3 separate regions of the Homo sapiens genome follow, and all the other regions are linked to region 1. Evidence: chromatin contacts called from ENCODE Hi-C or POLR2A ChIA-PET data. All regions are on one chromosome and are shown on one strand. The core of a region is the stretch at or near the end of the contact, and the rest is flanking DNA. Distances in the headings are between cores, read along the strand shown. Region 1 has its middle 15 kb from the start of CEMIP2. Region 2 holds the start of CARNMT1 (carnosine N-methyltransferase 1). Region 3 overlaps TMEM252-DT (TMEM252 divergent transcript).

What was found. Hi-C counts contacts between places; a loop is a spot of excess contacts on that map. ChIA-PET counts read pairs that join two places held with the same protein, here RNA polymerase II (POLR2A). Pooled maps may share reads with other maps.
Region 2: a pooled map shows a loop between it and region 1 (6-fold over the local background). The contact joins the promoter of CARNMT1 here to the enhancer-like site in region 1. A Hi-C loop is called at or near these places in 1 of 168 maps with a recorded cell type or tissue (CD4-positive, alpha-beta memory T cell) and 7 of 50 pooled maps. POLR2A ChIA-PET finds 5 or more read pairs at or near these places in 1 of 52 experiments (OCI-LY7).
Region 3: a loop to region 1 is called in a pooled map, with 2.4 times the contacts of the local background. The contact joins two enhancer-like sites. A Hi-C loop is called at or near these places in 1 of 168 maps with a recorded cell type or tissue (B cell), 1 of 37 single-sample maps with no recorded cell type and 2 of 50 pooled maps.

Annotation. Positions count from the first base shown.
Region 1 is chr9:71,780,784-71,785,471 of GRCh38, reverse strand. No RefSeq gene overlaps it. Among named protein-coding and RNA genes, the nearest start is that of CEMIP2, 15 kb to the right of the region's middle. Within about 2 kb of position 2,156, at least 12 of the 41 ENCODE cell types and tissues checked have a DNase peak (open chromatin) inside an H3K27ac peak, as active enhancers do; they include B cell, where a contact is called at or near this core.
Region 2 is chr9:75,025,600-75,030,287 of GRCh38, reverse strand. CARNMT1 (carnosine N-methyltransferase 1) reads left to right here and starts at 1,995. Exons shown (of 8, transcript NM_152420.3): 1 at 1,995-2,276. The coding sequence starts at 2,047. RefSeq lists a silencer at 1,774-2,463 and an enhancer at 3,114-3,163.
Region 3 is chr9:68,638,188-68,642,875 of GRCh38, reverse strand. The region is part of intron 4 of TMEM252-DT (TMEM252 divergent transcript); the gene reads right to left. Among named protein-coding and RNA genes, the nearest start is that of PIP5K1B, 65 kb to the left of the region's middle. RefSeq lists a silencer at 3,601-3,690. Within about 2 kb of position 2,340, at least 3 of the 41 ENCODE cell types and tissues checked have a DNase peak (open chromatin) inside an H3K27ac peak, as active enhancers do; they include B cell, where a contact is called at or near this core.

The DNA of each region.
Region 1 (4,688 bases), core at 907-3,406:
CTCATGCCTGTGGTCCCAGCTACTTGGGAGGCTGAGGTGGAAGGATCGCTTGAGCTTGGGGGGTTGAAGCTGCAATGAGCCATGATTGCACCAGTGCACTCCAGTGTGGGTGACAGAATGAGACCTCATCTCAAAAACGAAAACAGATGTCATGATCTTTTGCCCCTAATACTTCAGTGGGAACATCTAAAAACACACATTTTTTTCTTCTTTTTTAAAATTTATTTTACTTTTAAGTTCTGGGAGACATGTGCAGAATGTGCAGACTTGTTACATAGGTATACATGTGCCGTGATGGTTTGCTGCACCTATCAACCCGTCATCTAGGTTTTAAGCCCCGCATACATTCGGTATTTCTCCTAATGCTCTCCCTCCCCTTGCCCCCCACCCCTGACTGGCCCTGGTGTGTGAAGTTGCCTTCCCCGTGTCCATGTATCCTCATTGTTCAACTCCCACTTATGAGTGAGAGCATGAGGTGTTTGGTTTTCTGTTCCTGTGTTAGTTTGCTGAGAATGATGGCTTCCAGCTTCATCTATGCCCCTGCAAAGGACATGAACCAACTCTTTTTTATGGCTGCATAGTATTCCATGGTGTATATGTGACACATTTTCTTTATCCAGGCTATCATTGATGGGCATTTGGGTTGGTTCCAAGTCTTTGTTATTGTAAATAGTGCTGAAATAAACATATGAAAACACATATTTTTTAAAAAAATTTTTTCTTTTTTTTTCCTAAACAATTATGTGGATTAAAATTTCTTTTCTTTATATAACATCATTAATATTCCTAATATAGTTTGGATACTTGTCCCCTCCAAATCTCATGTTGAAATTTGATCCTCAATTTTGGATCATGGGGGTAGATCTCTCATGAAGGGCTTTCTGCCGCCCTCACGGTGGCAATGAGTGACTTTTCCCTCTATTAGTTCCTCTGAGATATGATTTCTAAAAAGAGCCTGGCACCTTCCTTCCCTCTCTCTTGCTCCCTGTCACCTTCCACCGTGAATGAAAACTGCCTGAGGTCCCCACCAGAAGCAGATGCTCAATGCCATGCTTCTTGTACAGCCTCTAGAAACATGAGCCAAATAAACCTCTTTTCTTAATAAATTACCCAGCCTCGGGTATTCTTTTATAGCAACCCAAAATGAACTAAGACAATAGCTAACAAGATTAACAATAATTCCTTAAAGCACCTGATTCCTTGTCCATATTGAAATTTCTTCATTTGATCCCAAATGTGTCTTCCATTGATCCACTCAGATAAAGATCCAGTCAAAGACTACATGTTGTACTTGATTATTGTGCATTTTAAGTCTCTCGTGGTCTGAAACAGTTCCCTTCCTTGCTCTGGCCTGTAACTATTTTCCTCTTTTGACCAGCAAATAATCTGTGGTGGCAGGGTGGAGAGGGTGTCAATACAAAGTTTGACTAAGGTTGAGTATATATAACATGGGCTAATCATACAAAAATATTTTACTTATTTATTTATTTATTTTTGAGACAGAGTCTCGCTCTGTCACCCAGGCTGCAGTGCAGTGGTGTGATCTTGGCTCACTGCAACCTCCACCTGCCAGGTTCTAGTGATTCTTGTGCCTCAGCCTCCCGAGTAGCTGGGATTACAGGCATGTGCCACTGCACCCAGCTGAAAAATCTTTTATTTAAACGCCACTGATGTTTGTCTTTCCTAGAAACAAACTGAATATGAACATGGAAGTCAGTATTATTTTTACTATTTTCTCCAGCAGAATGACTTTACCACTCTCAACTTGTGGTTAGCACGAGATATTACATCTAGATACTTCCGAAGGCAGAGGGGAGCAAGAGAAGAAAAGTCATATTAGGACCTAATAATCCTCTTGTTCCCCTCAAAATCCAAACCCCAAATCTAAATCGGTGATACCGACTTTTAAAAGCAAAGCTGCAAATAGGTGATGTGGGTCCCCTCTCCCTCCCCCACTCCAAACAACTTGAGCCTTGTGTAAGCAGCTGCCAGACCTGCCCCGGGGCAAGGAAGAGCATGCAGCAGGTCAGGACGGTATATGACATGCTGGCACAAACACCCGTTGTCCCACCTCCACCCTTTCCACCCTCCGTGCGTCAGCTCCCCTGCAGCACATGCCGTGAGCAACTGTGCTGCTGACAGTGTTATTTCCTGTCACGAAATGAAATGTGTAAATGAAAGTACAAAAGAATGGAGGGATGACTGGTGGCCCTGTCACACTGGTGACACCTAGGGCCTAGCTGTAGGAAACATGTCTGGCTGGCTGCCCCGCCTCCTCACGCCAGTGCTTTTCCCAGCCTGAGCATCTCCATCTCTCAGTGATATGCTGTCCAGGCTTGGAACATTCTGCTCCTTTGGCCACTCCAGGTGTGGGCATCTCTTGCCTCCTGTTTTACATTGGTTTTTCAGTCTGTCACAGTTGAATCCCTTTAGCTGTTCACACTGTACTGAGATTATGGGCCCATGGATCTCTGTGCTGGAAGGGATGTCATTGGCACCAGCACCCACCCAACAAATAGTGGAATGTCCTTGTCACTATTGCTTATATGCAGTTGGTGAAGTGGTTAAGAGCAAAGACACCCTTGGTTCACATTCCTGGCACCTACTGGCTATATAATCTTACACAAATTACTTAGTCGCTTTTAGTTTCCTCATTTGTAAAATGTGTGGATTGGCAGGATGAATATCTATCTGTAAAACACACACAGCAGTGCCTAGCTCATAGCAAGCATTCTATAAGTGTTGCTATTTGCATATACCTGTCCAATCTCTTCATAAACACATCCAGGGATGTGAAGCTCATGAAGCTACCTTTACAAGGAAGCAAGCTCATAAAACAAGACATTTAATCTTTGGTGAATTCCAACAATCAGATACAGCTCCTTATAGTGTGTGATTATTATAGGGAAAGAAGGAAATGTGTTGCCAAAAATATACTGGGCCTTGTGGAAGATTTTTGGCTACATTCTTGTCACCTTGTGGAATTATTTATTCCCATTTTATCAATTTGCATGTGGCAAAACTGAAGCACAGAGGATTTGGGAAATTTGTCCAGAGTCAAACAATGAGTAGATGGTTGAGTCAGGATTTGAACTTGGGCTTTTTAGACTCTAGCATCTTCAAATATTGGAAGATAGTAGTCATTTTCCAATGAGACTTTAGTTTTTCACAGTGGTTGGCACATAATAAGTTATCAAATGATAGATATTGTGATCTATTTGTTTGTTTTGTTTTTTGAGACAGGGTCTTGCTCTGTCACCCAGGCTGGAGTGCGGTGGCACTATCATGGCTTACTGTAGCCTCAACTTCCCAGGGTCAAGGGATCCTCCCACTTCAGCCTCCTGAGTAACTGGGACCACAGGCGTGTGCCACCACGTGAAGCAAATTCTCGTATTTTTTGTAGAGATGGGGTTTCACCATGTTGCACAGGCAGGCTGGTTTTGAACTTCGGGCGACCTGCCTCGGCCTTCCAAAGTGTTAGGATTACAGGCATGAGCCATCATGCCTGGCCATGACTGTTAGTTTCTATAATACTTTGTATGTTGTCAAGGCCCTTTTGAACCATCCCTTCCTGCATACAATATGCATTTATTCGAACCCTCCATCAGATGCTTGGCTTAGGCTCTTCTTGGTCATGGCCAGGATGGAGTGCTCCTGAAGCAGCCTGTTTCATTTTGGATAGCTCTTATAATTGGCTTTATTCATTTATTTATTCAATGAATATCTAATGAGAGCTGAGATCTCAGTATGTCAAGCACTGAGCTATACACTGGGGATACAATGGGAAATGAAAACAGCAAATTCTTCAAAAGAGTGAAACATATTTTGCATAGATTGATCTTCCACCTACTGCTATCACTTCTGCCCTCTGAAGCAACAGAAACAAAAGGTTAATTTGTGCTCCCCACAATAGCTCTTCATATATTTGAAGATGGTTTTTCAGTTTCCTGTGTGACTAAGATTTTTTTTCTCCAGGCTCTCCTTGTAACAGTAGTATTTTCTTTAATACTGCAGATGATCCAAAGATGATGAAAGAAAATAGGTCTTATTTACTTTTTCTGAGACTCTGTTTTCTTATCTGTGAAATGAGGATAATTATACCCAACAGATGATATTGTATTACTTGTCTGAAACAGAGTAAACATGTCTGTGCATTAGTGTGCATTAACAACATTAAATAACTTTAACTATGCAAACGTGTACTATGTATTCTTATAAATGGGTCAGATTGACTAATTTACTGCGTAACCACTCTGTGGGGGTAGGTAATGAATATTCTTATTTTACAGAGAAGACAATGAAAGCACAGAGAGGTTAAGTGACTTGTCCAAGGTCACACAGCTAGTAAGTAATACAGCTGAAACTGGATCGGAGACAGCATGGCTTGAGAACACTGGTTGAAAGTCATTTTTATACTAGAAGGGGCTGAATGAGGGAGAAGAGTCAAGTGTTCAAAAGGTAAAAGGTAAATTAAAGTCCAAACTTGGAGTCTCATCTTTCACCAGTGGTATGTATCAGCTACTATTTTAAATAATTACCTACAGTTTGAAATTCAGTCTCTCAGATTCACAGTCTGGATATCTGGCCTTAAATGGGGCTTCCTTGTTCCCTGTTTGCAGCATCCAGTCCATTTAGCTCCCGCCTCACATGTTCTGGCTCTCTTTATATCCCAATGTACAGTTATTGGC
Region 2 (4,688 bases), core at 746-3,245, 3.2 Mb before region 1:
TCTGGAGAGGAACATAGCTGGCTAGGGACAGGTAAAACAATTATTCACACTTGGCCGAGCGTGGCGGCTCACGCCTGTAATCCCAGCACTTTGGGAGGCCCAGGCAGGTGGATTGCCTGAGTTCAGGGAGACTAACCTGCGCAACATGGTGAAATCCCGTCTCTACTTTAGTATTTTCAAATACAAAAAATTAGCCAGGTGTGGTGGCGCATGCCTGTAATCCCAGCTACTCGGGATGCTGAGGCAGGAGAATCGCTTGAGCCTGGAAGGCCGGGAGGTTGCAGTGAGCTGAGATCGTGCCACTGCACTCCAGCCTGGGCAGCAGAGCGAGACTGTCTCCAATTCATATTTGTAATCCTTTGCACTTTCTTTTTGAATTTTGAAACATGTATTACTGCATTACTATTAATAGACTCACGTTTTAGAAAACTTTTATATAAAAATGTTGTCATTTTAAGCATTACCTTTATTTCAACTATTAATTTAAATTATGAAAATATGAAGCCACTTCACTTTCAATATGGTTGTAACTTTTTAACAGACTTTGTGGTCACTGGGCATATTTAACCCCTCGAATAAAGCAATCTTTCCCTTTTATCATTACTTTGTAAGACTCATTTGCTGGGTGGTGGATTAAATTGAACAGAATAAGTTATTTCTTTTTCTTTTCTTTTTTTTTTTTTTTTGAGACGCTGTCTCGCTCTGTCGCCCAGGCTGGATGGCACGATCTCGGCTCACTGCAAGCTCCGCCTCCCGGGTTCACGCCATTCTCCTGCCTCAGTCTCCAGAGCAGCTGCGACTACAGGCGCCAGCCACCAAGCCCGGCTAATTTTTTGTGTTTTTAGTAGAGACGGGGTTTCACCATGTAAGCCAGGATGGTCTTGATCTCCTGACCTCGTCATCCGCCCACCTAGGCCTTCCAAAGTGCTGGGATTACAAGCGTGATTCACCGCGCCCGGCCCCAGAATAAGTTATTTCCCAAGAGCCACCCTTAGATGCTGGTAGGTGTAATGGTCTTCCCAAGACCAGGTGCTGGATAGAAGGTCCTTGCATTTTCCTCATCTGTTGCCATCCTCAGTAAAGGAGGAATTAGGACTGCCGCAAGCCCCTAAAGACTGGAAAGATGGGACGGGCGCGATGGCTCACGCCTGTAATCCCAGCAATTTGGGAGGCCGAGGAGGGTGGATCGCCTGAGGCCAGGAATTCCAGACCAGCCTGGCCAACATGGTGAAACCCCATCTCTACTAAAAATACTAAAATTAGCCGGGCGTGGTGGCGCGCGCCTGTAATCCCAGCCACTCGGGAGGCAGAAGCAGGAGAATCGCTTGAACCCAGGAAGCAGAGGTTGCAATGAGCCGAGATCGCACCACTGCACTCCAGCCTGGGCGACAGAGTGGGGAAAAAAAAAAAAGTGAAAAGATGATGGCGCCCACTTCCGACCCCCTTAAGTAATTAAAAATAGGAATTCATTTAGGAAGTGAATTAAAACTTAAATTAGGGTGGATACAAGACGTTCCTTCTAGACTTTCTGAAATAAAAATTCCGAATAAAATCATCAAAGCCGAACTTTTCCTTTTTGCCTTTCCCTTCTTTGCTAGTGCCTGGGACCGCGTTCAGCCTCCAGCTCAACAATCCGGCACTCGCCGGCTTTTAAGTCCCACCCACGCGGCCGCGCACAGGTAACGGCAGTGCCAGTCCCACCCCACCTACGAGCTCCTCCTCCGCCTCCCACCAAGGGGCCTTGGCCCCGCCCTTGGAAGCGTGGTTGTGACGTCAGCGCGCTGTCTCCGAAGCCCGGCAGCAAATGAGCGCAGACCGCACGGGCCCTCCGCGTACCAAGGCACACGCATGCGCATTGGTTCTGGGAGCCCTGAAGACCTGGCGGAGCCCAGCGCGGATGGAGGCCTGAGGGTGGCGGGGGCGGAGCGCGCCGCGAGCTGGGGGCATGTCCGCGGCGGGCGCCGTCTAGAGGAAGGCCAAGCAGCCGCCACCACGCTGTCGGTCGCGGAGAGACGCAAGCGAGCCAGGCCGAGGGCCGCGGCGGCGATGCAGCGACGGCGTCGCCCTCCGCCGCCCACCTCCCGGCTGCCCGAGGGCTGCGGGGGAGGAGGCGGTGGCAGCGAGGAGGTGGAAGTGCAGTTTTCCGCCGGGCGTTGGGGCTCGGCCGCGGCGGTTTCGGCGGCAGCGGCGGCGGCCACGCGCAGCACCGAGGAGGAGGAGGAGAGGCTTGAGCGTGAGCACTTCTGGAAGATCATTAATGCCTTCCGCTACTACGGGTAAGGAGCCCGTGGCGGACCCCGGCCCAGACCGTCGGGGCGCCCACTGGTGGCGGCGGACCCGCCGGAACGGGGGCGCTCGCCGTCCCGCCGCCACGCCTCCGAGGCGTCGGGACCCGGCTGCTGCAGCTGACCTCCGGGCCCCGAGTCACCTCGCACCACCCCAGCCCCTCCCGGCCCTGCACACCCGCGTGTCCGCCGCGCCGTCTGCTGCACAGCCTCGTGTCTTCTGACCTCAGGATCAGATTAGCTCTCCTGCCTCCGTCCTCGTAAAGGTTTGGCTTTGAGGCCGATGGGGGTGACCAGAGAAGCGCTGTAACAATTTCAGATAGAAGACGATGGTGGTACAATCGTCCACTGCTGGGCTGATTGGTGTGTGTGGTCGATGTCCTCCAAACTGAACACACGGAGAGCCCAAGTTCACCTACGCGTGGGATGCTGTAGGACGTATTTTCCCAAACTGTTACCAGTGCTTGTAAGAGCAGTTTAAGATTTCCACCCACCCCTCTTTGGCGCTGTGAACGCACTTGCACTTTTGTGTGAGCGATTGAATGATGCTGCTCAGTGTCTTTAACTGGTGGGTGATTAAGGGCGGAAGTGGTCCGGATATTCTAAAATTTGCTAATTATTAGGAGAGATGAGAGAAGTCACAATAAGAGCTGCCTTTACGTTCTTTTTTTCTGCAAATCTGTATCTAATTCTCCCTGGTGTGCTAGGCACTGTGGTAGGACCTTTATGCTCCTCATTCATAAAAACAGCTCCCTAACTTCCACGTTTCTTCTAGATAGATGTTAAAGTAGCTTAATCACAAAATTATAATTCCAAGAGCTGAAAGGGACTTAAATCAACTGGATTTTCAGGTGAAGATAACACTTTTATTCACGTAAGAGATATGAGTCCACCGGTGACTATGTTCTGAGGCTGCAGTTGGAATCAGACAGACATGACCTCCTACGCAGGTAAACCTGTTCCCATAGGTGGGTTCCTGCTGTGCTTTATGCAAAGTTTTTTTATATTGTTCATCTTATGTATTATAGTTGTTTTTATAAATCTCTTGCTTTGCTGTGACCTCCTCAAGGGCAGGGGCTGAGTCTTTTTTATTTTTATGTCACTAGTGCTTGGCATATGTTGTTTAAGCTCTATTTTTAACAAAACAAATAGTAGCAAAGAAATACATTTCTCATTCCCAAATAGTCTGTCAAGTTTTTGACTGATAGTTAAATTAGTTTACTAGTCTGAATTTAGAAGCTTGCTTAGTGAAAGCTTAAAGTTATTTGGAATCTGATTGTATATGTGATAGGAACTTTTGAACTTCGAAGATCTTGATGAAATAATTTACTGATTAAACCCAGAAATAGGGACCAGGGACAGCATTACTTTACGGAGCCCAAAAGAGAAGTTTGGATATTTTATTTCTCCAGGTTTAGTAGTAACAGAGGGAGCAAGGCGTCAGACCATCAGAGAATTGAATTTGATGCAGGAATTGTGACGGAAAGAACCATAAAGTTAGGAAAGGCAGCTAACATCAGATAGCTAAGAGTGGGAGATACAGAAAAGTCTGGTACATTTTGCTCTTGAAAAATCTAGAAAGAATATTGGGAAATGTCTTGGGAATATGGTGGACCCATTTAGTTAAGTGCGTAGTTGTACTTACTTTTAATATATTAGGACCAATTTAAAATTGATATTTATGGGTAAGTATGGGATGGGACTTTGTTGGGGTAGGGGTTGATCAGGAACTGAAGTGTGGCAATATAGAGAAGAGATCTTGTGTGAATATTCTAGTGGTTGTGATACTATTTCCTATACTCTCTTCTTTACCAGCGTAATGTTGGATTCAGGACATTTCATTTTTTAAAAAAAACAGTTTTTATTTGTATATACTCTCTTGAAACACTTCAAATACTTGGGCTGAAAATAGTATAACATCAAAAATATGCTTTTTAAAATGTCACTTAAAGCCTAGGGGTACAGAAAGTTTATGTAGCAGAGAACAGTGGATTGTTACATTCTAATATTTTGTGATCTTCTAGACTTAAACTGTAGCCACTAATCATATCTGGATAAATTTAAGCTAAAATTAATTAGTATTTAATAAGCTTTAAAATTTAGTTGCTCAGTTTCACTACCCATATTTCAGGTGCTCAATAGCTACATGTGGCTAGAGTCTGCTGTACTGGACAGTGCAAATAAAAGCTTTTCCATTATCGAAGTAGGTTGTGATGGACAATCCGGTTCTACACATTTAGCAAGTACAGTTGACCCTTAAACAATATGGATCTGAACTGCACGGGTCCACTTATACACAAATTTTTTGAAATAAACATATTGGAAAATTGTTTTGACATTTGCAACAATTTGAAAAACTTAGCAAACTTGCATAGCCTAGAAATAGTGAAAAAATTAAGAAAA
Region 3 (4,688 bases), core at 1,091-3,590, 3.1 Mb after region 1:
ATGATGACAGCCCTTTCCCAAAACAAACCTCCTTTTTGCCTGGGGACTAGACTGCCTTTGTAGGACTGAGAAATTAGCCACAAGGTTAAAAATTATGATTTAGAAGTCATGCAGCTGGAGGCTATAAAATTCTGACCCTCCCTAAACTTCTCCTAAGATTAGTGCTTGAGATATTTTGCAGCCCCTGCACTTAATGGATCATCTGGCACCACCCAGATCGATAAACTGGCTCATCTGATCTTGTGGCCCCCACCCAGGAACTGACTCAGTACAAGAAGACAGCTTTGACTCCCTTGCTTTCATCTCTGACCAATCAGCACTCCTGGCTCACAGGCCTCCCCCTACCCACCAAGTTGTCCTTAAAAACTCTGATCCCAGAATGCTCAGGGAGACCGATTTGAGTAATAATAAAACTCCCATCTACCGCACAGCCATCTGTGCGTGAATTACTCTTTCTGTATTGCAATTCCCCTGCCTTGATAAATTGGCTTTGTCTAGGCAGCAGGCAAGGTGAACCCACTGGGTGGTTACAAGTAAACCAAAAAAATTAATAATAGGAATTCCCTATTCTTGACAGTTATGCTATCTTGCCCCTAGGAAATGTCACTTGTTAGGCATGAATTGCCAAGCAGAGAAGGAAGATGGCAAAGTTTACAGGAAGGAAAAATGTCAAGGCTCCTTTCACCAAACAAGGAGATCCTGGAACCCAAAGCTGGAGACAACTCTGTATCACATCCTTCACATCCCACTCCAGGCTTTCAAACATAAAATGAGAATTGGCCAGTTTAAGGATTCTAGAATCCACAAGACTCTATAGCTTCAGTTGTCCCCCTCATTCATGAAGTCATACCCAAGCGCTTAGCTCTCAGGGATATCCACTCCGGTGATTTTCTGCAGCACTCTCAAGGAATAAAGCTCATAAAGAAATTCCTTATAGTGTTGCATAGCACATTTTGGGTTTTTGTTTTGTTTTGTTTTAAGATGGAGTCTCACCCTGTCACCCAGGCTGCAGTGCAGTGATGCAATCTTGGCTCACTGCAACCTCCGCCTCCCGCGTTCAAGCAATTCTCCTGCCTCAGCCTCCTGAGTAGGTGGAATTATAGGCGTGCACCCCACACCTGACTATTTTTTTTTTTTTTGTATTTTTACTAGAGATGGGGTTTCACCCTGTTGACCAGGCTGGTCTTGAACTCCTGATCTCAAGTGATCCACCCGCCGTGGTCTCCCAAAATGCTGGGATTACAGACATGAGCCACCACACCCAGCCATAGCATGTTTGTATAGTTACTGCATTTCATCGCCACTAAACTTTGTGAGGTAGGCTAGGGCATACATTAACTTTTATTTTTATTATTTCTTTTCTGTAGACATGGAAATTGACCCCTAGAGAGGTAAGTTAACTTGCCAAAGGCACTGGACAAATTTGGGGTAGTGCTGGGACCAGTACTCAGGACCTTCAGCCGTAAGACCTGATTTGTTCTATGACACCATGTCCCTCCCGTCAGCATCAAGAGATGTTTGTCCAGAGCCTGGGAGGTATAGGCCTTTGAGCAAAGCTCTCTGGATAGGAAAACAGATGTGGTCTCCACCCTGGGAAGGATTTCTATTTTCTTTGGGAGATGACCCTTATTCTAATCCAATTACTTACCACACAAATAGTTCATTGGTTTTTTGGAAATATATTGCAAGCACAATCAAGTTTATACTTCTTTTCTGTGCCCCCAGGGATTTTATACATTGCCCCACACCCAGCAGGTGCTTTGTGTGTTGGTTCAATGAAGCTTACATTAGAGACTAAGAGTGGCAGTTTGATAGAAAGAGTGGAGACATTGGAACCTGGTCTGTGTTCACGTCCTGCCTCTGCACTTTCTGGTTGTGTGACCTAGGCAGGCATCTGACCCCTCAGTGCTTCAGGTACCTCAACTATGAAAGGAAGACCTTAGTAAATACCACACAGAGTGATGCAAGGACTGTGACATAATACAGCTATGGTCTTGAGTATACTACCTGGCACAGAGTAAGGAGGCAGGAAATGTTCACTATACTATTATTAGGATGTGTACCTTATCATCTTCCTAATACTTTCAGCTTGTCATTGTTGAGCCTGCAAAGTTTCCTGTATGTATTTCAGCACATGCTTCTGTAGAATCTAATTGCAGGTGGTTCTCTTTTCTTTTCATTCAGGCGAGGAGGATCATCACATTCAAAGCTATAGTTCAACCAAGTGCAACTTAGCACTGTAACTTCCTTAGCTACAGTCATGCCTATTAATAGGATCAACCTGGGACCTTCTTGGCAGGTGTCAACTCCACCCACAACCAAGTTCACCAAAAACACAAGTTAAATTTGGAACAGGAGGCTTTGAACAAGATGCCCCTGGTTGCTACATGTGGTACTCTTACCCTAAATGCAGTGGCTAGGGGAGCTGCATTTTAGTGTTACGATACTTCCGATAGGACCAGCAACTGCTAGAAACTGCTAGAATCCTATTCAAAGGATTCCTGGAGCTCCTTTAATAGAGCACATTAGTGTGGACCAAAGTCATTTCCCAAAGAGTGGGACCCCCTAAGCCCCCTGTGCCAAAGTTGGACACAAGGGCTCATAGAGTCCGTCTGCTATCTCACAAGATGCTTCTGAGCCCAGATGATTTCAGCTCAGTAACGTCCAATCTGCCTGCTTGTTTTCCCTTCTGCTTTCCCCAAAGCAGCCTCAGAAAAAAGGAAATGTTGCCTGTGTTGAAATGGGGCCTCTGTTGGAAAAAATAAAACACAGTTTCACTGCAGGTCAGCATACTCAACCCTACACTCTCCTCGTAATGGAATATAAAGCAATGAAACTCTTTCGGGTTCATTACTTGGAACTCTATCAATTTGTCTCCAATTTACTCATTCCTTTGATTCAGGTAGGAGAGAGCAATGATGGCCTTGACTTCCAGAGTCACCTCCCACCTGGGATTTCTCAGGCCCAGAAGCACACTCCTTTCCATTGCTTTAACTCTTAATTCCTCTCCCCTGCCCCACTGCATAGAAATTAGCATGAGTAGACGTGTCTATCTCTACTGTGAACTATGTACTTAGCATAAAATACCTTTAAAATAACTTGATAGCAGCTCAGCTGTCTCTGGAAATATACCCAGTTGAGCCTTTTAATTATAAGATGTTTGTTGTTCCCCCGGTATTTGAACAATTGCTTTTCTAATTTCTGAACCTACCTGTAGCTATATTTTTTGAACTCTTAGGATATGCTAGGCTCTGCACTATCTGATTTAAACCTGACAAAGTCTCCATGAAGTAGGTATGACTGTTATACCCATTTTACTGTTAAGAAAAAAAAAGGGAAATTAAGTAACCCATAATGCTAACTTTTCTGCCTCAGTGCCTCCCTGTTATAACAGGCTGTGGGCTTTTTTTTTTTTTTCTTCCTCTCTCTCTCTCTCTCTCTTTTTTTGGTTGAGACGGTGTTTCACTCTGTCGCCCAGGCTGGAGTGCAATAGAGCGATCTTGGCTCACTGCAACCTCCGCCTCCCAGGTTCAAGCAATTCTCCTGCCTCAGCCCCCCGAGTAGCTGGGATTACAGTCATGCGCCACCACGCCCAGCTAATTTTGTATTTTTAGTAGAGACGGGGTTTCACCATGTTGGTCAGGCTAGTCTCAAACTCCTGACCTCAGATAATCCACCCACCTCAGCCTCCCAAAGTGCTGGGATTACAGGCGTGAGCCACCACACCTGGTCGGGCTTTGTTCTCTTTACGGATGAAAGCACCTTGAGGGTGGGGACCAAGGCTTAAAACTCTGCCGAGTTTTCAGTTGCATCCCTATTACCAGGTGGGAGTTTCACAAATGCTACAATCAGTCCAGTTCTCAACAATAATTTATACAAAGTGCATATCTATTTAGAACTTTCTGGGTTTGAAACTTAGTATCAATCCCTGTGGAGTACACAAAGGAAGTACATCATCTATTTGGGGGGTATTAGTCCCTATGAAACAGGAAAACCAATTAAATGTTTAAACTAAAAATAAATGTTTCAGCCTCCAGAGAAAGGGGAAACCTTCACTGGGGAGGTGGTGGGATTTCAGGTGGCCCTTGAAGAACCAGGCCAATGTCAAGAAGTGGAGAGGTGGGAGAATGAGGAATAAGGTGTGGGAAAAGGCAGTCTTGGGGGAAAGAAAATGGGGAGTTGGCCTGTAACAATAGAATATGCACATTGTAATTTCTTTCACCATCAAGGATGAGAATTCTAGAAGGCTTATAGAGACTTCTCTTGATTAGAAAAAAAAATACTTCTTAGCTCACCAAACAGATTTTCCTCCAGAGCCTGGTATAGGAGGCAAAGGACCCATATAGGGCAAGTTCCAGATACAGAAGGAACTGGTCTTCGCCTCCTTCTGGTTCTGGTGTTCTCTTTGACCACCCTTTTCTATTTCCAATTATTTTTCTCTGAATTTAGTTTTTGCAAGTGGAAGATACAGAAGCTTTATGAGCAGAATAAAACAACCAGGGTTGGCAGCCTTGCTCTCAACCCTCTAGCTGTGTGTGATCTTTGAGGAGGATGATAGCAAACCTTGGTTCAGCATGTCTTGTGTGCTAGGTGATGTGTTAGATGATGTGCCAGGCATTGGGTGTGTGTTAAGTCATTGCATCTTCACAAGTAAGGTGGGTCATTACCTATTACCACTGCCCTTTTGT